2 separate regions of the Homo sapiens genome follow, and region 1 is linked to region 2. Evidence: read pairs that join two places in POLR2A ChIA-PET (ENCODE). Cell type or tissue: Panc1. All regions are shown on one strand. Each heading gives the region's core, and the rest is flanking DNA. Links, peaks and the distances in the headings are about the cores only. Region 1 overlaps STK10 (serine/threonine kinase 10). Region 2 overlaps SH3PXD2B (SH3 and PX domains 2B).

What was found. Peaks named below come from ENCODE experiments on the same cell type or tissue, not always from the same donor. Only the 100,000 strongest peaks of a DNase experiment are listed, where the experiment ranks them.
Region 1: POLR2A ChIA-PET joins it to region 2 with 12 read pairs; 2 of 35 experiments call an interaction of 5 or more read pairs at or near these places.

The regions. Positions count from the first base shown.
Region 1 is chr5:172,082,905-172,092,642 of GRCh38, reverse strand. It overlaps STK10 (serine/threonine kinase 10), which reads left to right. Exons shown (of 19, transcript NM_005990.4): 10 at 2,281-2,411; 11 at 9,559-9,682. Among named protein-coding and RNA genes, the nearest start is that of FBXW11, 81 kb to the right of the region's middle. In Panc1, for the core only: no CTCF peak of the experiment used is centred there; no DNase peak of the experiment used is centred there.
Region 2 is chr5:172,339,678-172,349,415 of GRCh38, reverse strand. It overlaps SH3PXD2B (SH3 and PX domains 2B), which reads left to right. Exons shown (of 13, transcript NM_001017995.3): 11 at 2,084-2,133; 12 at 3,155-3,280; 13 at 9,500-9,738. Among named protein-coding and RNA genes, the nearest start is that of UBTD2, 61 kb to the right of the region's middle. In Panc1, for the core only: no CTCF peak of the experiment used is centred there; no DNase peak of the experiment used is centred there; H3K27ac peaks cover 464 bases.

The DNA.
Region 1 (9,738 bases), core at 1,458-9,457, 260 kb after region 2:
TGGTGAAAAACACGCAGTAGAGACTCGAACATATTTGCTAAGCAAAGGGGAGTGACAGGAGCCGCAACGGCCAATCAGCTTTAGGCAGGGAAGGGAAGCACAGTTCCAACAGGCCACCGGGACAAGCATGCACAGCAGCTGTTACCTGTGAGCAGCGTCTTCCTTAGGACCGGCATCCTGCCACTTCTCTTCCTGAAGACACTGAGTGAAAAAAAGGTGTTTTTATTTGTTTTTTTAATGAGACAGACCCACCTAAAGCAGGGGCTCCCCTGCTCTTCTCAAGGCTGTGGAGAATGTTTCTGGTTGACTGCATTGCGTCAGGGACCTCAGGCCGTTCTCATGAGAGTCCCCCGCTGTGCCGGCACCCCCTGGCGTGACTAGGAGCCTGTTCCTTCAGGGATGGAGGCCCCCTGGCCAGGAGCAGTTCTCAGCAGAGGGCTGTGGCTGTGGGTGCCCTTTCTTCCCCTCCACTCTCACTCCTGCCGGCCTCTACTTCTCACTGCTGGCCTGACCCATCCTGACTGGGTCCTGGCACATGTGAGCTGGTCACCGTAGAGAGATGAGAGTCGGGCATGCTGGGTCCATGCTGATGCTGTCCAGAGCCCCTGGGCGAGGTGCCATGGGCAGGAGACAGGGGCCCAGACCTCAGGGAGCAAAAACAGTCTGCCCCTCTCGACTCAGCAGGAGTGGAGCTCAGCATAGATTTCAAGGGGTCAAGAGACCTGCCACGCTGGCTCCTCACTCCTCTTTCAGGGGCTGGGAGGCCCCGTGTTAGGAAGGCAGGGCTGGGCTACACCAAAAAGAGTCTTTGGGCCGGGCGCCGTGGCTCACACCTGTAATCCCAGCACTTTGGGAGGCCAAGGCGGGTGGATCACGAGGTCAGGAGTTCGAGACCAGCCTTACCAACATGGTGAAACCCTGTCTCTACTTAAAAAAATTAAAAAATTAGCCGGGCGTGGTGGCGCATGCCTGTAATCCCAGCCACTCAGGAGGCTAAGGCAGGAGAATCACTTGAATCCGGGAGGCAGAGGTTGTGGTGAGCTGAGACTGCGCCACTGCACTCCAGCCTGGGCAACAGAGCGAGACTCCATCTCAAAAAAAAAAAAAAAAAGAGGCTTTGAAACCAACCAAGAGGCCAGAGGCAGTGGGCAGAGCGGGAGGGTTATGGGGACACCTTCAGAATCAGAGCTGAGAACTTCCAGAGGGTACCACGTATTATGACACACAAACACCTCCAGGATCCCAGGTGGCACCTGCACAATCACTTGTGGCGTGTGCGATTACTCACAGGAAAAGATGACGATTATGCGTAATCTCATGGTGACTCCTAGCAGGTGGGGAGTTCAGGCCAGGTCAGCTTTGGCTACCAAACCAGTTATAAAAACAGCCTTTGGTTTTCGGGCTCCTTTGGATTTTGGCACCATGCGCGAGGATTGTGTGTGGTCTGCAGTAATAACTGTCAGAAAGAAATGCTAAGCATGGAACACAGGCCGGGAGTGGGCACTGCTCTGTGTGCCTGCCATGTGTTCTCTCACTGAATCTTCACAACCACCCTGGGAGGCAAGTAGTGTGACTATCCTCCCTGAACAGGTGAGGAAGCTGAGGCTCAGACAGGACAAGAGGCTGGCCCAGAGACACAGAGCAAGTAAGTGGTGCAGTGAGGGTTAGAACGCAGCTCTTTTTTTTTTTTTTTTTTTTTTTTTTTTTAGAGACGGAGTCTAGCTGTATGGCCCAGGCTGGAGTGCAGTGGCGTGATCTAAGCTCTCTGCAAACTCCGCCTCCTGGGTTCAAGTGATTCTCCTGCCTCAGCCTCCCAAGTAGCTGTGATTACAGGCACCTGCCACCATGCCTGGCTACTTTTTGTATTTTTAGTAGAGACAGGGTTTCACTGTGTTGGCCAGGCTGGTCTCGAACTCCTGACCTTGTGATCCGCCTGCCTCGGCCTCCCAAAGTGCTGGGATTACAAGCGTAAGCCACCGTGCCTGGCAAGAACGCAGCTCTTTCTGACACCATGTCCTGGATGCATGAGAGGTGCTGGCAGCAAGGTAGGGGAGGCCTCAGCACAGTTTCTGAAGGCTGAGATCAGGGAAGAGCAAGGGAATAAGCTCAGAACCCCCAGCTCCTAGGTTAAGTTGAGGCAAGAGGGACGATGGATGGCCACATCTCTCTGGGGGTGGTTCTGAAGCTGTGGGCCCAGCAGAGCTGTGGCCTCACCTGCTGCGACAGCCATGGGTCCTTAGCTGAAATGCTGAGACTTGTCTAATGGTTTTCCCTGGCCAGGACCCGAAACTGTACAAAAAAACCCTCAAGCGGACACGCAAATTTGTGGTGGATGGTGTGGAGGTGAGCATCACCACCTCCAAGATCATCAGCGAAGATGAGAAGAAGGATGAGGAGATGAGATTTCTCAGGCAAGCCTGGGAAGGGCCACCAATGGTGGTAACAGGGTGGGGCTATGGTAAGAGGAGTGGGCATTGGTCCTTTGGTGAGAGGGCTGTCTGTCTACAGCATGAAGTGGGGGAATCAAGGAGGCAAAAGGAAACTCATTTTGCCTGCGATCCTGCACTCCCCCATCTACCCAACCGTTCACCTATCTATCCACTCATCCATTCATTTATTCACCCATCTATCCACCTACTCACCTATCTACCTATTCATCTATCCACCCATCCGTCTACCCATCCTTCCACCCACTCACCCCTCCACCCATCCACCTATCTACCCACTCAACTTTCCATCCATCCATCCAACTGTCCACCCATTCATCTACCTATCTACTTAATCATCCATCCTTCCATTCATTTATCCACGCATCAATCCACCTACTCACCTGTCTGCCTATCCATCTATCCACCCAGTCATTCACCCATCCATTCATCCATCCATTCATCCACTCATCCACTGATTCATCTACCCACTCACTCACCTTCCATCTATCCACCTAACAATCCACCCATCCTTCTACTCACTCACCATTCCATCCTTCCCTTCATCTGCCGAATTATCCATCTGTTTATCTATCCATCCACCCAATCACCCATCCGTCCATTTTATCCTTCTATCCATTTATCTACCCATCTATCTATTTACCTACTCCCTATCTACCTTTCCGTCTGTCCACCCAATCATCCATCCAGTCATCCATCCACCCACCCACTCATCTACCCATTCAGCCTTCCACCTATCTACCTAACCATCCATCCATCCATCCATCCATCCATCCATCCATCCATCCATCCATCCATCCATGTATCCACCAACCCACCAGGTTGGAGACAAGGTGGTGACCCAAATAGATAAGGCCATTGCCCTTGTAGAACTTACACCTAATGGGCCAACATACAGTACACAAGATAATCCCTGATTGTGGTACATGCCATGAAACAAGTAACAGGTGACATGATAGTGAGTGCTTGGAGTAGGGGAGGCTGCTCCAAGGGAAGCCCCTGAGCCAGGCCTAAAGGATAAGGGGAGGAGAGCTGGGGGAGCCCAGGGGAAATTGCAGTTGCTGAGGCCCTGAGGGATAACTACTCAGCTTGTTTAAGGGACTGGTGGAGGGAGAGAGGGAGATCTTGACTAGGATGGGCAGGCTCTGGGCTCAGGCTGGGGCAGTGGCCGGGAAGAGGGAAAAACATGGTCAGATTTGACCTACATTTTGGAGGCAAAACCAGTGAGTTGGTAAAGGACTGGAACAGGGAGGAAGGTGTGAGGCAAAGCTGTTTGCTAGGATCAGCTTTATACTTTTCAGTTGTTCATCCCCCACTTACAGCCCTCCTTCGGGAGACCCTATTTCCACATTTTTTAAACAAATGAGGAAACACTATTTCTGGGCAAGTAAGTCACTTGCCCTGGGTCTTCCAGTTAGGCAGGGGTAAAGCTGAGATTCTAACTGGGTCTGTGTGTGTGAGAATTCCTTCAGGTTTCACTGGACCATGTAGCTGGCAGGGGTTGGGGGAGCTTAACACTTAGGGAGGCCATGGAGCCACGGAGTCCCCTGGGGGCCAGGCCTTTGCAGGGTAAATTCATGGTTAGTGTAGAGAAAATTTCTAGAACATTAATCACATATTTTTATACATGTGAATTAAAATTTTTTTAATTTTATGTATTTATTTATTTTTTGAGATGGAGTCTCGCTCTGTCGCTCAGGCTGGAGTGCAGTGGTGCTATCTTGGTTCAGTGCAACTTCTGCCTCCCGGGTTCAAGCGATTCTCTTGCCTCAGCCTCCTGAGTAGCTGGGACTACAGGTGCCCGCCACCATGCCCGGCTAATTTTTGTATTTTTAGTACACACGGGGTTTCACCGTATTGGCCAGGCTGGTCTCAAACTCCTGACCTTGTGATCCGCCCACCTCGGCCTCCCAAAGTGCTGGAATTACAGATGTGAGCCACCGCGCCCGGCCTAATACTCATATTTTTTTAAACGTTTAACCATGCAGCTGGGCACAGCAGCACACACCTGTAATTTCAGCACTTTGGGAGGCTGAAGTGAGAGGATCACTTGAGCCCAGGAGTTCGAGACCATCTGGGCAACCTAGTGTCTCTACAAAAAAATTTTAAAATTAGCTGGGCACATACCTGTAGTCCCAGCTACTCGGGAGGCTGAAGTGGGAGGATCACTTGAGCATAGGAGGTCAAGGCTGCAGTGAGCTGCGTTCATGCCACCGCACTCCAGCCTGGGTAACAGAGCAAGACTCTATCTCTCAAAAATAAATTTAAGGCCGGGCGCGGTGGCTCACGCCTGTAATCCCAGCACTTTGGGAGGCCGAGGCGGGTGGATCATGAGGTCAGGAGATCGAGACCATCCTGGCTAACAAGGTGAAACCCCGTCTCTACTAAAAATACAAAAAATTAGCCGGGCGCGGTGGCGGGCGCCTGTAGTCCCAGCTACTCGGGAGGCTGAGGCAGGAGAATGGCGTGAACCCGGGAGGCGGAGCTTGCAGTGAGCCGAGATTGCGCCACTGCAGTCCGCAGTCCGGCCTGGGCGACAGAGCGAGACTCCGTCTCAAAAAAAAAAAAAAAATAAATAAGTAAATAAATTTAAAAAATAAATTGTAAAAAATGAAAGCATAGGCCAGGTGTAGTGGCTCACACCTGTAATCCCAGCACTTTGGGAGGCCTAGGCGAGTGGATCACCTGAGGTCAGGAGTTCGAGAAAAGCCTGGCCAACATGGCAAAACCTGGTCTCTACTAAAACTACAAAAATTAGCCAGCTGTGGTGGCCGGCGTCTGTAATCCCAGCTACTCGGGAGGCTGAGACAGGAGAATCACTTGAACCCAGGAGGCGGAGGTTGCAGTGAGCCGAGATTGTGTCACTACACTCCAGCCTGGGCGACAGGGTGAGATTCTGTCTCAAAAGTAAATAAATAAATAAATAAATAAATAAATAAGCCAAAACCAAATAAAAGTAGTTTTAGATGTTGTGGATCTCTTCTCCCTCTAGGAGACAGAGGGAGGAAAAACAGACTTTTCACTAGTGTATCTGCATACACCACACACACACACACACACACACACACACACACACACACACACACACTGGTGTCATCTGTGTGGGTCGGGAGGCTAGGGCACAGGTTGCTTTGGCAGATGAAACCACCTTCTGTTCTAATGGTCACCTGAGAGGCACCCTGGACTCTGAGTTTCAACCTCAAGAGCTGGGTTTCCATCACCTCCCCTCTGGGCAATTGAAGTTCTCAGGGATAAATTCTAGATTGGCCACACCCCATGGAGAAGCAGTGCTCTCTGGCCCTGGCTGTGGTTCCCCACCCTCCTCCTGAGCAGAGCAGCTGTGTGCTACTCAGGGTCAAAAGGGGAGACCTCGAGGAGGTGAAGAGGTGCTCGGCAGGAACCGGGATTTTCTCGCTTGCCTGCCGTGGTCTGGAGGTCTGAGCGCCTGTAAACTAGGCCAGGCCACCAGACCACAGGGGTGTGGAAGGCCCTGATCATCCCCTGCTGGCCCAGGCCCCTGGTCATACCTGACCCCTGGCGTTTTTGGAGAATTGGGTCACACCTAGGCATCTGAACCATGTGGCTGAGCATTTATCACATTCTCAGACTGATGAGGCTTCCGGGCAGAGTTCCTCCTGTCCTTCCCTAAAACGGCTTCTGCCGTTCCCTCGCTCTTGAGCCTCAGCCTTCTCTTTGCTTGCCTTTCCTTCTGAGAGCACAGGTGGACCAGGGAGTGCTAGAGCTGGCTGCCTGCCTTCTTTCTGTACTCCTTTTAGGCTTTTTGTCAGTTCTTCTCTAAACCTTAGTTTCTCTTGAGTCAGGATTTCCATTTCCTCGTTAACACTCTCAAAACCTGCCTCCTCTCTTCCCACTTTCCAGAAAAGCAGAGGCTCAGACAGTCTTCCCTCTGTGGCTGTAGAAAGCGCCTCTGGCTTTTCCCAGAGGCAGGGCAGCCATTGCCTCTTCTTCCTTGGTAGAATTCGACCAGTTGCCATTTACAGAGTGCTGGTCATGTGCCACGTGGGCACTTTACCTGTGTCATCTCATTTATCCTTCAAAGGACCCAACAGGTAAAGATTGTTAGCCTCATTTTGCAGAGGAGGGAGTGAGTCCCACAAGGATAAGTGACTCCCCGAGCGGGCACCCAGCTGGAAAGCTGACTGAGCCTAGATTCACACAGGGGCGCTGCGACCCCAGAGAATGCTCTTGGCCTCGCTGCACTGCCCAACCCCTCCTTGTGCTGCTCTTGGGGGGCAGTTCTGTGAGCAGTTATGGCCCCTCCGAGTCATGAGGAAGGCCACTGGGGTCAGAGCGTGGCCTCATGGGAATCAGCATGGTGCCGCACTGGACTAGGACACAGGCCTCACGGACCCCAACCCTGAGAGGCCGCCAGGAGCCTCCAGTTCAGTCAGGAGGCCTAGGTTCTTTCTGTAGTAGTTTGGTTTTTTCTTTTTTTCCGATTATATGAATGATATGTAGCAATTTTCTCTCTCTTTTTTTTTTTTTTGAAATGGAGTCTCACTCTGTCGCCCAGGCTGGAGTGCAGTGGTGTGATCTCGGCTCACTACAACCTCTGCCTCCCAGGTTCACGCCATTCTCCTGCCTCAGCCTCCCAAGTAGCTGGGATTACAGACGTGCACCACCATACCTGGCTAATTTTTGTATTTTTAGTAGAGATGGGGTTTCACCATGTTGGCCAGGCTGGTTTTGAACTCCTGACCTCAAGTGATCCGCCAGCCTCAGCCCCCCAAAGTGCTGGGATTACAGGTGTGAGCCACCGCGCCCGGCCTACATAGCAATTTTTAATGGATTTGCTCATTAAGAAACGTGGTTAACACTTGGGGCTTATCCCTCCGATATTTTTTCTGTGAGTACACACATACACTGACAACATAAATATATATATATAATTAGGGCATGTTGCTTAGGTCAATTTTTTTTTCTTTTTTTAACACAGGATCTTGCTCTGTTGCCCAGGCTGGAGTGCAAGCGGCATAGTCACGGCTCACTGCAGCCTGGACCTCCTGGGCTCAAGCAATCTTCCGGCCTCAGCCTTTTAAGTAGCTGGGACCACACACATGCACCACCATGCCCGGCTAATTTTTGTATTTTTGGCAGAGATGAGGTCTCGCTATGTGGCCCAGGCTGGTCTTGAACTCCTGAGCTCAAGTGATCCTCCCAACTCGGCCTCCCAAAGTACTGGGATTATAGGCATGGGCCACCACGCATGGCCTAGGTCAAATTTTTATTATATATTTTTTAGCAGATAATAAAGGTTAAACATCCCAAATCAAAAAATCCAAAATCCAAAATGCTCCAAAATCTGCAACTTTTTGAGCACTGACATCAAATTCTCACTGGAACATTTCGGACTTCAGATTTTCAGATTAGGGATGCTCGTTCAGTAAGTATAATATTCTACAATCTAAAAAAATCTGACACCCAAAACACTTCTGGTCCCAAGCTTTTTCAGTAAAGGATACTCTACCTGTATAAGGTCCATGGTTCGAAATTAAAAAAAAAAAGAAAGAAGATAAACAGTGAAAAATTTCCCTCTTCATTTTCCTACCAGAAATCCAGTTCCCTTTCCTGTGTTAGTGTTTTATGGTTTAATCCTTCCAGAGATACTAGAAAAGTAAACAATACATATATGTGTGTACAGAGACATTGTTGTCCTTTTTCTCCCAGATAAGGTGGCATAACAGACCTATTCTTTAATATCTTGCTTTTTTTTACCTAGAGATTACTCCATATCTGTTCATAAATATTATTATTATTATTATTATTATTATTTTGAGACAGAATTTTGCCCTTGTTGCCCAGGCGGGAGTGCAGTGGCGCTATCTCGGCTCACTGCAACCTCCGCCTCCCGGATTCAAGCGATTCTCTTGCCTCAGCCTCTTAAGTAGCTGGGATTACAGGCATGCACCACCACACCCAGCTAATTTTGTATTTTTAGTAGAGATGGGGTTCTCCATGTTGGTCAGGCTGGTCTTGAACCCCCGACCTCAGGTGATCCACCCTCCTCGGCCTCCCAAAGTGCTGGGATTACAGGTATGAGCCACTGTGCCCAGCTGAATTATTATTTTTAATATGTTTCCTTATGTAATTAAACATTTTCTAAAACTTGATTTTTTTAAGGTTGTATAGAATTCCATCATATCAATATACTTTATTTACATAGACCTATATTGATGGACATTTGCTTCCAATTTTTTACTAAATAACATTCATTTTAAATGACTGATTATTCTTTTTTTTTTTTTTTTTCTTTTTTTTGTGTTGTTGAGACGGAGTTTCGCTCTTGTAGTCCAGGCTGGAGTGCAATGGCGTCATCTCGGCCCACTGGAACCTCCACCTCCCAGGTTCAAGCGATTCTCCTGCCTCAGCCTCCTGAGTAGCTGGGAGTACAGGCGTGTGCCACCATGTCCAGCTAATTTTTGTATTTTTAGTAGAGATGGGGTTTTGCCATGTTGGCCAGGCTGGTCTCAAACTCCTGACCTCAGGTGATTCTTCTGCTTTGGCCTCCCAAAGTGCTGGAATTACAGGTGTGAGCCACCACACCCAGCTGAATATTCTTATTCAGTGGTTTTGTGCATCTATAAATATTTCTTTAAAATCAGTATCCAGAAGTGGAAACTACTATGTCAAAAAACATAAGCTTATTACCAAATTGTCCTCCAGAAATGTACCAGTTTCTACCATCAAATTTTCTACATCATGAAAATGTAGTTTCTACATCAAATTTTCTGCATTATGTTTTCTACATCAAGAAATTATAGTTTCTTTTTCATTTGTATTTTATATCTATATAGGTGATTCTAAAATTTCTTTTTATCTTTTGCTTCATGTCTGTTCATGTTCTTTGCCACTTTTTTTGGTTAGGATAATCTTCCTTTTTATTGATTTGTAAGCACTCTTTATTTATTAAGATTATTAAGGTTTTGTCTGTCAATAAATATCAAATGAAGCCTGAGTTCTAGTCATGCCTGTGCCCCAGACTTGTGTGATTTTGCTCCATGATCCAACCTTCAGTGTTCCAAGTTGCAAATATTGTGATCTCTGAAGCCAGTTTCTTACTGTGAAATATCTGTATCCTTTAACCTTTCAGGCGCCAGGAACTCCGAGAGCTTCGGCTGCTCCAGAAAGAAGAGCATCGGAACCAGACCCAGCTGAGTAACAAGCATGAGCTGCAGCTGGAGCAAATGCATAAACGTTTTGAACAGGAAATCAACGTGAGTGCGAGAAAAGATGGGACCCTGCAGGGCTTCTTGCCTCCAGGTGTTCTCTC
Region 2 (9,738 bases), core at 1,107-9,106:
CACTGGCTACCATACCATGTCTGCATGGGCACGCTGGTGCCCAGGACTTACGCACAGTGCCCATGATCCTGTCTTGGCCGTGCAGGGCAGGTGAACTCTGTTGAGAAAGGACTTCCAGCTACCCACAGAGATGAGGCCACTGCCCCTGGCGGGGCTTCTCCAGCTGTTTTTAAGTGGCAGTGAACTTCTTGAGTCCGTCAACCAAGTTTCGTACTTTGCTCAGCTGCCCTGAGAAGTCACTGATCATGTTTTCTCACATGCTGTGGCAGGGGTTCTGGCCATCCCCGAGTTTGTGTGATTCTAATCTGTCAATCATGGCCAAGAGGTTAGATGTATTCCCATTAACTCTAGAGGAGCAAATGAAAATCTGCAGCCTCAATGTCTTTGTTAGTATATAGGTTCAGGCTGGGCACAGTGGCTCACGACTGTAATCCCAGTGCTTTGGGAGGCTGAGGCTGGAGGATCACTTGAGGCCAGGAGTTTGAGACCAGCCTGGGCAACATAGTGAGACCCCCCTATCTACAAAAAAAAATTTTTTTTAATTAGCTGGGCGTGGTGGCACACACCTGTAGTCCCAGCTACTAGGGTGGCTGAGGCGGGAGGATCACTTGAACCCAGGAGATTGAGGCTACAGTGAGCTGTGATTGCTCCACTGCATTCCAGCCTGGGCAATAGAGCGAGACCCTGTCCCTCAAAAATAAATAAATAGATAGATAGATAGATAGATAGATAGATAGATAGATAGATAGATAGATAGATAGGATAGATAGATAGATACATAGATAGATACATAGATAGATTCAGATGCTAAAACAAAGACACCCCCCTACCACCACTGAATATACACATATACACACATCCAATAAACGATCTAGATATGTATTTCTTTCTCACAAAACAGTCTGTGTATATGTTCAGGGTTAATATGGCAGCTCCAGGCAATCAAGAGTCTTATTACTCCACATCTATCTTGTTGCCCTCATCCCTCGGTCCAGAACGGCTCACTACTAGTCCAGCCAATGAAAAGCAGTGCATTGCACTCCAGCCTGGGTGACAAGAGCGAAACTCCATTTAAAAAAAAAAAGGCGTTGCTTTCCCATCCCAGGTTGCATTCCTTCTGCTATCTCACAGTGGTCACACTGGCTACTGTGTACACAGCTCAGAAGCCACACACTTTCTACTTTGTCTTACATCCCACTGCCAGAACTGAGTCACGTGGCAATACCTGGCTGCAAGGGTGACTGGAAAATGAAGTCTATATAGACAGCTAAGTGTCTTGGCCAATACTCTGTTGCTATTTATTCTAACAGAAGACAGGTAAATGGGAATTTAAGGGATTAGCAGTCTCCTCCGCACCCCAACGCCAAACTACCCTTCTGTATGGACCCGTGCTGAACCTGGCCAACATTCTGCCTTTAGCCAGGAGCCTTGGACCACTGCAAAGTCCTCATCCTCCTGGCCCTGAGACCCAGAGCCAGGGCAGCTGCCTCGAGAGTATAAACCCCTGAGTCATCGGCCCAAGTGTGTTTGGTTCAGTGTGTTTGTGTATTGTTGCGTTTGGGTTGTTCTAGAGCACAAAACCAGGTGCAGATAACATTCACTGCATGCCTGCCACATGCCAAGAGCTTCACAGATGTTTCCTTTCATCCTCACCGCTGCCCTGGGTGACACACATTATGCCAGTTCTACAGATGAGGGCCTTGTGGCTCAGAGAATCCAATCATCTGTCCAATGCCAGCAGCTGTGAGCCTCAGAGCTGGATTGGGACCCATCTCTGTGTTATTCTGAAGACTTTGCTTTTTGCCCTTTCTGGAGAATTTCCATGACTTGAGGATCCAGCACCATCCCCTTTCATTCCTGTGTAGAAAAGATGCAAGAAAAGCTACGTCGAGAGAGTCCTGAGCCAACTATGAGCCACGCGTGAGCAGCTCCTTCCTGCCCAGGCTGTTCTCACAGGGAGGGTTGCAGCAGCATGCAGACGCCTGTGTTCAATCTTCTGCAGGAGAAAATAGACCCGACCTGGCACCCAGCTCAGGAATCTCATCTGTAGCACAAGATGTAATAAGCTCTCATTTCTCCATAGGATCACCAAAGATGAGGCAGAGACCCCCTCCTCGCCGGGACATGACCATTGTAAGTGGATCCTCGCTACTGGGGAGTGGCCACTGACTTGAGGGCTGTGAGGGGTGTCCACTAGCCCCTCACACACCCCTCGCCCTTCCAGAAATGCTCTCTTTCCTGTCCACACAACAGCCTTGTGAAGCAGGCTGTAGAAATGCTAGTCCCACTCGCAGGTGGAAAGACGGAGGTGCAGGCAGGTGAAACAGTTTGCCCGCGGGGCCAGAGTGCTCCTGTGACAGTTGGGCCTCAGGACCTGCCTTCTGCTCCCTGGGCCCTTCTCTTGGTCTTAGATCAGTCTTCTCAGGCGACTTGAGGCCCAAGCTGAGATGAGACACAAATATCATCTGTGGTCCCATTCTGATATTCTGCGCTCATAATCCATTATGTAAAATTCTCTAGGTACCTTTTTAGCCAATACTTTGAACCCAATGGGTTGTTGTTGGGTTTTGGGGTTTTTTTTATTTGTTTGCATTGGTTTTTGAGACGGGGTCTTGCTCTTTTGGGGTTGTATTTTTTTAATGTCTGCTATTTATCAAGCACCTGTTGCGTGCCATGCAGCGTGCCGATTGCCTCACAACATTAACTAATTTAATACTTGAAGCAACCCCACCAGGTAGACACTGTTATGCCCACTCTGCAGGAGAGAAAACTGAGGCTCCAGAAGGGGGTGATTTGCCCAAGGACACTCCCACCATCAGTGTTTCCAACCCAGATAGATCTACTAATAAACTTAAGCTCCCTCCACAACCCTCACTGCCTCTTATTTCAGAGAATATTGTCTTGCTCCAAATTCTCATGATTGTACCCAAATGTCCCGTGTTTCTTCCCATCACCCTAAAGCTGATGGGCCAGTGAGGTCTCACCGAGGAGTGACAAACTGCGTGGTCCTATTTGTGTTGTCCCTTAGAATCCAACTAGGTCCCCAGCACCCCCTTAAGGGTGATTGCATGCCCCAGGCCCTTAGACTCCCCCTGACACAGGGTCGCAGGAGTGCACTTAGCCTTGGAGATAACCCTGTGTGTGATCGTACCAGCCTCGAGGCCTCAACCTGCCGAAGCCGCCCATCCCGCCCCAAGTGGAGGAAGAGTATTACACCATCGCCGAATTCCAGACAACCATCCCAGACGGCATCAGCTTCCAGGCAGGCCTGAAGGTCGAGGTGAGTGGCCCTGGTGTTCCTTTGCCTACTTGTGATTCCTGATTCCAGGCATCACCTCCTACTTCTCCCCTGTCACCTCCTACTTCACTGGGTGGGTGGAGGTGGGGCGGAGATTAACAGCTTTATGGTTCACATACCATACAGTTTACAATTTTAAGTGTAAAATTCAGCGGCTTATGATATTCACAGGGTTGCACAACCCTCACCACTGTCTAATTCCAGAACAAAAAGAAACTCCTTACCCATCAACAGCCACCCTCCATTTCCCCTCAACTTGCCAGCCCCTAGGCAGCCACCAATCCACTTTCTGTCCCCATAGATGTGCCTGTTTTAGACATTTCATATAGATGAAATCCCACAGTATGTGGTCTTGTGTGACTGGCTGTATGCCTTTCTTTACCACCTCCCACCTCCGTTCTTGCTTCTCCTCTCTCCTTTTCTTCCCACTCTCTCTGTTTGTCTACTTTGTTCCCCAGATTCTCTTCCTGCATTTCTCTTTCCTTTCCTCATGGGGTTAGAGCTTCAAGATATTTCTTTCTCATATTTGCAAGAAAACCTGTAAGTAAGGGGATGGCAGCTAGGGCCAGGGTTTGGAAACCTTTGGCAAAGATGGTTCTTGAGACACTTTCAAAAGCAGGTGAGCCAATCACAGGTATCACCAAATTCACTCTGTCATGTGTAAGAGTTGGTCAGACCCTCCCCACCTCACCTTGGGAGGCCAAGGTTCAATTTATTCATCTCTGCAACAAATAAAATGCTCCTGGATCTCCTACTATGGTTGTGTGTGGCGGCTGCTTTTCTAGGCCCTGAAGAGTTGTCGTCACCATCCTCTTTCCTTTAAAGAACACAGCTCTGGTCCCTGGCACAGAGCACTGTCTGATGGCACAGGGCAGTAGACACCATTGATCAGTTCACTCCAGCATACCTCTTTAGGGCCCCTCCCTTCCTTCCTGGCTATATTCCAGGAAGGACTATAGCCTGCCTGCCTGCACGCCTTCATTCCTTCCTTCCCTCCTTCCTTCCCTTCTTCCTTCCCTCCTTCTTTCCTTCCCTCCCTCCTTCCTTCCTCCTTCCTCCTTCCTTTGTTTTCCTTCCCTTCTTCCTTTCCTCCCTCCTTTCCCTCCTTCTCTCTTTCCTCCCTCCTTCCTCCTTCTTTCTTTCTCTCCCTCCTTCCTTCCTTTCCTCCATCCTCCTTCCTGCCTTTCTTCCATCCTCCTCCTTCCTTTTCCCTTACTCCAGCTTGCCAGCAGCTCCACCAGGCACAACATCTGGCCCAGGCCTTGCTGTGTACTACAGTCGAGAGGCTAGTTCTGCATCCTCTGGCCCCTGCTTCCAGAGGCATTGAAGTATCTTCATGTTTCACTAGAAGGAAATCCTTTTGTGTTTTCACTTTGCTATTATCTGAGTGAAGGGCTAAAGGGATGAGATTTGGGAAAATTCTGAATTGTGTTTTAATCCATTATAGAAAAATCTGCCCCTTCATACTCTTTCATTGTATACACATGTATTGAGTGCCTCCTTTTTTTTTTTTTTTTTTTTTTTTTTTTGACAGAGCCTCGCTCCTCTGTTGCCCAGGCTGGAGTGCAATGGCTCAATCTCAGCTCACTGCAACCTCCGCCTCCCAGGTTCAAGTGATTCTCCTGCCTCAGCCTCTCTAGTAACTGGGATTACAGGCGCCCAACATGACGCCCGGCTGATTTTTGTATTTTTAGTAGAAACAGGGTTTTGCCATGTTGGCCAGGCTGGTCTCGAACTCCTGACCTCAGGTGATCTGCCCACCTCGGCCTCCCAAAGTTCTGGCATTACAGGCGTGAGCCACTGCACCTGGCTAGATGTTGTTTTCTTATGATAGATCCATATGCTCTGTTTTTCTCTTCTCCAGTTTTGCTTCCTGGCTCATTGCAACATTATCTTAGCCTTCAAAATTCATTAATGGAACCACAGCATTCTAGCAGTAGGGCTACCAGTAACACCTTAGTTACTTGTCTAGGCTGTTTATCTTCAGGATGTGTTATGATAATGATGATGATGATGATGATGATGATATAGGCACCTCTTCTGTGTCAGGTACCTTACCTCCTTGATAACTGATCTTCACAGAAGTCCCAAGAGGTCAAAATACCAGCATCATAGGGTTGGTTGGTTAGTTTGTTTTTCTTTTTTTTTTTTCTATCAGCATGTTTTATAGATGAGACTCAGGGGGGTTAGGTAAATTATTTGCCTCTAGTAACACAGCTAGTAAGCAATGGAGTTGTGAAACCAGGTCTTTCTGGTTTTAAAGCCCACACTCTTTTCTTTCCCCTCATTCTTGTGATCTTTTTTTTTTTCTTTGAGACGGAATCTTGCTCTGTCACCCAGGCTAGAGTGTAATGGCATGATCTTGGCTCGCTGCAACCTCCACGTCCTAGGTTCAGACAATTCTCTTGCCTCAGCCTCCCAAGTAGCTGGGATTACAGGCGCCTGCCATCACACCTGGCTAATTTTTTTTTGTATTTTTAGTAGAGACGGGGTTTCACCGTGTTGGCCAGGCTAGTCTCGAACTCCTGACCTCAGGTGATCCGCCCGCCTAAGCCTCCCAAAGCGGTGGAATTGCAGGCGTGAGCCACCGCACCCGGCTTCTGATCTTGCATTTGCTTTTATTCCTAGTAGTTCTTGGCTTCCCTCTAGTAAATGAAAACGCCCATTCCTCATGGTTCAGAACACACATGTTCAGAGCTTCTACCACAATACTTTGCAAAGAGTGTAAGCTTGACAAATCTTACTGATACATCTAATATTGATTACCCTATTTTCAGTTCCTCACATACAGACTTAAGTATTAGTGTTGTTGAATTCATGGATGTGCTGACGATGACTCGTATGCCCAGTGTGGCCTGTAATTTTTACCAGAGCTATCAAGCGTTGATAAGATGCCAGTCATCCTCACATAAACAGCTTACATTTATCAGTGGCCTTTCCTGGAGATTCCAGTGGGACTCATTAAGTGCTGCCTGTCAAGTGCATCCCGCTGGCTCAGTGACCTCCACTCTAATTTAATCGCAGCAGCATTATTTACCAAGTGCTGTTGTATGCATTAGCTCTTGCGGCTGCAAAAATTCTACAAGTGGGTGTTAAATTGTTCTTACCATTTTCCTTCTGTGATGTGGAATCTGAGGCACGTGGCTTGCCCCAGGCCACTCAGGCAGTAAGTGGCAGAGCCAAGACTAGAACCCAGGACTGCAGGCCCAGGAGCCCAGCATTTGCGTCCTGGCGCTGAGTCTGTGGCTGCCATCCCTCTCCCAGAAGGGCCACAAAGTACCCGCAGCCATCTTTGCTCCTTCTGCAATTTCTTACCCCGGACACAGCCCTTCTCCAAGCAGGGTCTTTTTTTTTTTCGAGACAGAGTCTTGCTCTGTCGCCCAGGCTGGAGTGCAATGGCACGATCTCGGCTCACTGCAACCTCTGCCTCCCAGGTTCAAGCGTTTCTCCTGCCTCAGCCTCCCGCGTAGCTGGGATTACAGGCGCATGCCACCACACCCAGCTAATTTTTTGTATTTTTCGTAGACGCAGGGTTTCACCATGTTGGCCAGGCTGGTCTCAAACTCCTGACCCAGGTGATCCGCCCGCCTTGGCCTCCCAAAGTGCTGGGATTACAGGTGTGAGCCACCGCGCCCGGCCAGGGGTTTCTTTTCTGAGAGGCAAGATTAGGTGACTCTGAAGCCCACCCCGCTGCCTTTGACTCTCCTCCGATCGACGGCCCTTCTACAGGACCCGCTGTGTGTTCCTCAGCTCTCCTGAGGCTCCGTTCTGCATGCGTAAAATGAGGTGACAGTTCCCCACTCACAGGGTGTCATGAGCGTTCATCAGATCTTCCGAGTCCAGAGAGAGCCTACCAGGGAATTGCAGTGTACATCTGTGATGGCTGCCATAACAAAATACCAGACTGGGTGGCTTAAACAACTGCAGTTTATTGTCTCACAGTTTGGGAAGCCAGAAGTTCAAGATCAAGGTGTCAGCAGGTTTGGTTTCTCCTGTGTCCTCTCTCCCTGGCTTCCATATGGACACCTTCTTGCTGTTTCTCACGTGGTCATCCCTCAGTCCCTGTGTGTTTTCTAATCTCCTCTTCTTATTTGGACATCAGTCATATTGAACTAGGGCCCATGTATTAGGCCATTCCTGCATTGCTATAAAGAAATACCTGGCTGGGCACGGTGACTCATGCCTATAATCCCAGCACTTTGGGAGGCCGAGATGGGCAGATCACGAGGTCAGGAGATCAAGCCCATCCTGGCTAACACGGTGAAACCCCATCTCTACTAAAAATACAAAAAAAAAAAAATTAGCCGGGCACGGTGGCAGGCGCCTGTAGTCCCAGCTACTTGGGAGGCTGAGGCAGGAGAATGGCGTGAACCCAGGCGGCGGAGCCTGCAGTGAGCCGAGATAGTGCCACTGCACTCCAGCCTGGGCAACAGAGCGAGACTCTGTCTCAAAAAAATAAATAAATAAATACCTGAGACTGGGTAATTTATAAAGAAAAGAGGTTTACTTGACTCATAGTTGGGCATGCTGTACAGAAAGCATGGTGCCAGCATCTGCTTGCCTTCTGGGGAGGCTCAGGGAGCTTTTACTCAGGGCGGAAGGCAAAGCAGGAGTAGGCACATCACATAGCAAGAGCAGGAGCAAGAGAGAGTGGCAAGGAGACACCACACACTTTTAAACAACCAGATCCCATGGGAACTCATTACCAAGGGAAGGACACCAAGCCATTCATGAGGGATCTGCCCCCGTGACCCAAACACCTCCCACCAGGCCCCACCTCCATCATTGGGGATCACATTTCAACATGAGACTTGGGTGGGGACATACATCCAAACTCAGCCCACCTTAATGATCCATTTTAACCTTAACCACCTCTTTAAAGGCCCCATTTCCAAGTACAGTCACAGTTGGAGGTATTGGGGGTTAGGGCTTCAACATACGAATTTGGGTAGGGGGACACAATTCAGCCCATAATAGCGAGCACACCTTTCACCTGTGTGAATTCAGCCACGCAGTGCTGGACAAAAAAGAGACAGAGAACAAGATCTTAGACAACATGAGTGATTCCACCCACCATTCCAGCCAACAGGCGTGTATCCCACAGGGAAGTAGGGACACGATGAAAATCTACTCTACTCCACCAGCTCCAGGTCCCCTGTATATAAACACGAGCATCTCTTTGAGCTGACTGTGATTCCTGTGTTCAAAGATAGATATTTTTCAGGCCAGGCACAGTGGCTCACACCTGTAATCCCAGAACTTTGGGAGGCCGAGGCAGGCAGATCGCTAGAGACCAGGAGTTCGAGATCAGCCTGGCCAACATGGTAAAACCCCATCTCTACTAAAAATACAAAAATTAGCCAGGTGTGGTGGTACATGCCTGTAATCCCAGCTACTTGGGAGACTAAGGCATGAGAATCGCTTGAACCTGGGAGGCGGAGGTTGCAGTGAGCTGAGATCATGCCACTGCACTTCAGCCTGGGTGACAGAGCAAGACTCTGTCTCAAAAAAAAGGTAGGTCTCTTTCATGTGTTGTGGACTCTATAAATGCCAGCTAACTTCTTCATCCGATGCTCAGCCAAAGAAGCCAGGATCAAGGGTAGCTCTGACTTCTGCCTTGTCTTTAGAATTGTAGCAGACGCTGCCGGTGCCTCTGATCCACCTGAATTCACCTGCGCCTACACACAGGTCCCTGCAAGCCGACAGCTTCCCAGAAGGGGAGAGGAGTTAATACCCTGGGTAGGGAGGAGCTGAGAGTCAATAGATAAATGCACGCATCCCCAGAGGGACCCGTTCTGAGGCACTGTCTTTGTGGTCTCTCAGAGGGTCCCTGGCAGATCAAGCCCCATGGCCCCGAGCAATAACTTGCTCATAATTGGCCTCTCCCTTTCCCTTCTTTCTCTGTCTACTTCCTTACTTGTATTTCCTAGGACCAACTCTCAAATTAAGTACCTATACCCAAGGCCACATCTCATGGACTGCTTTAGGGGGAGTCCCATACGACAAGACTCTCCCCCCATGTAAGATATTCCCGGAACATGGTAACATCTCCATTGGTGGTCCCTGTAGACCTTGTCAGAGGAGCTGCTGAGTACACAGTGACAGCTTCTAGAGCTCCAGTTGCACATGGGTTCTGCCAAACCATTCCATCTGCTGGCCCTGGCATCGTAGCCAAGTGCCTTTCTCTATCCTCCCTTGCAGGTGATCGAGAAAAACTTGAGTGGCTGGTGGTACATTCAGATTGAAGATAAGGAAGGGTGGGCCCCGGCCACCTTCATTGACAAGTACAAGAAGACGAGCAACGCGTCGAGACCCAACTTTCTGGCTCCCCTGCCCCACGAGGTGACCCAGCTCCGGCTGGGGGAAGCAGCAGCGCTGGAGAACAACACGGGCAGCGAAGCCACGGGCCCCTCCCGGCCCCTGCCTGACGCACCGCATGG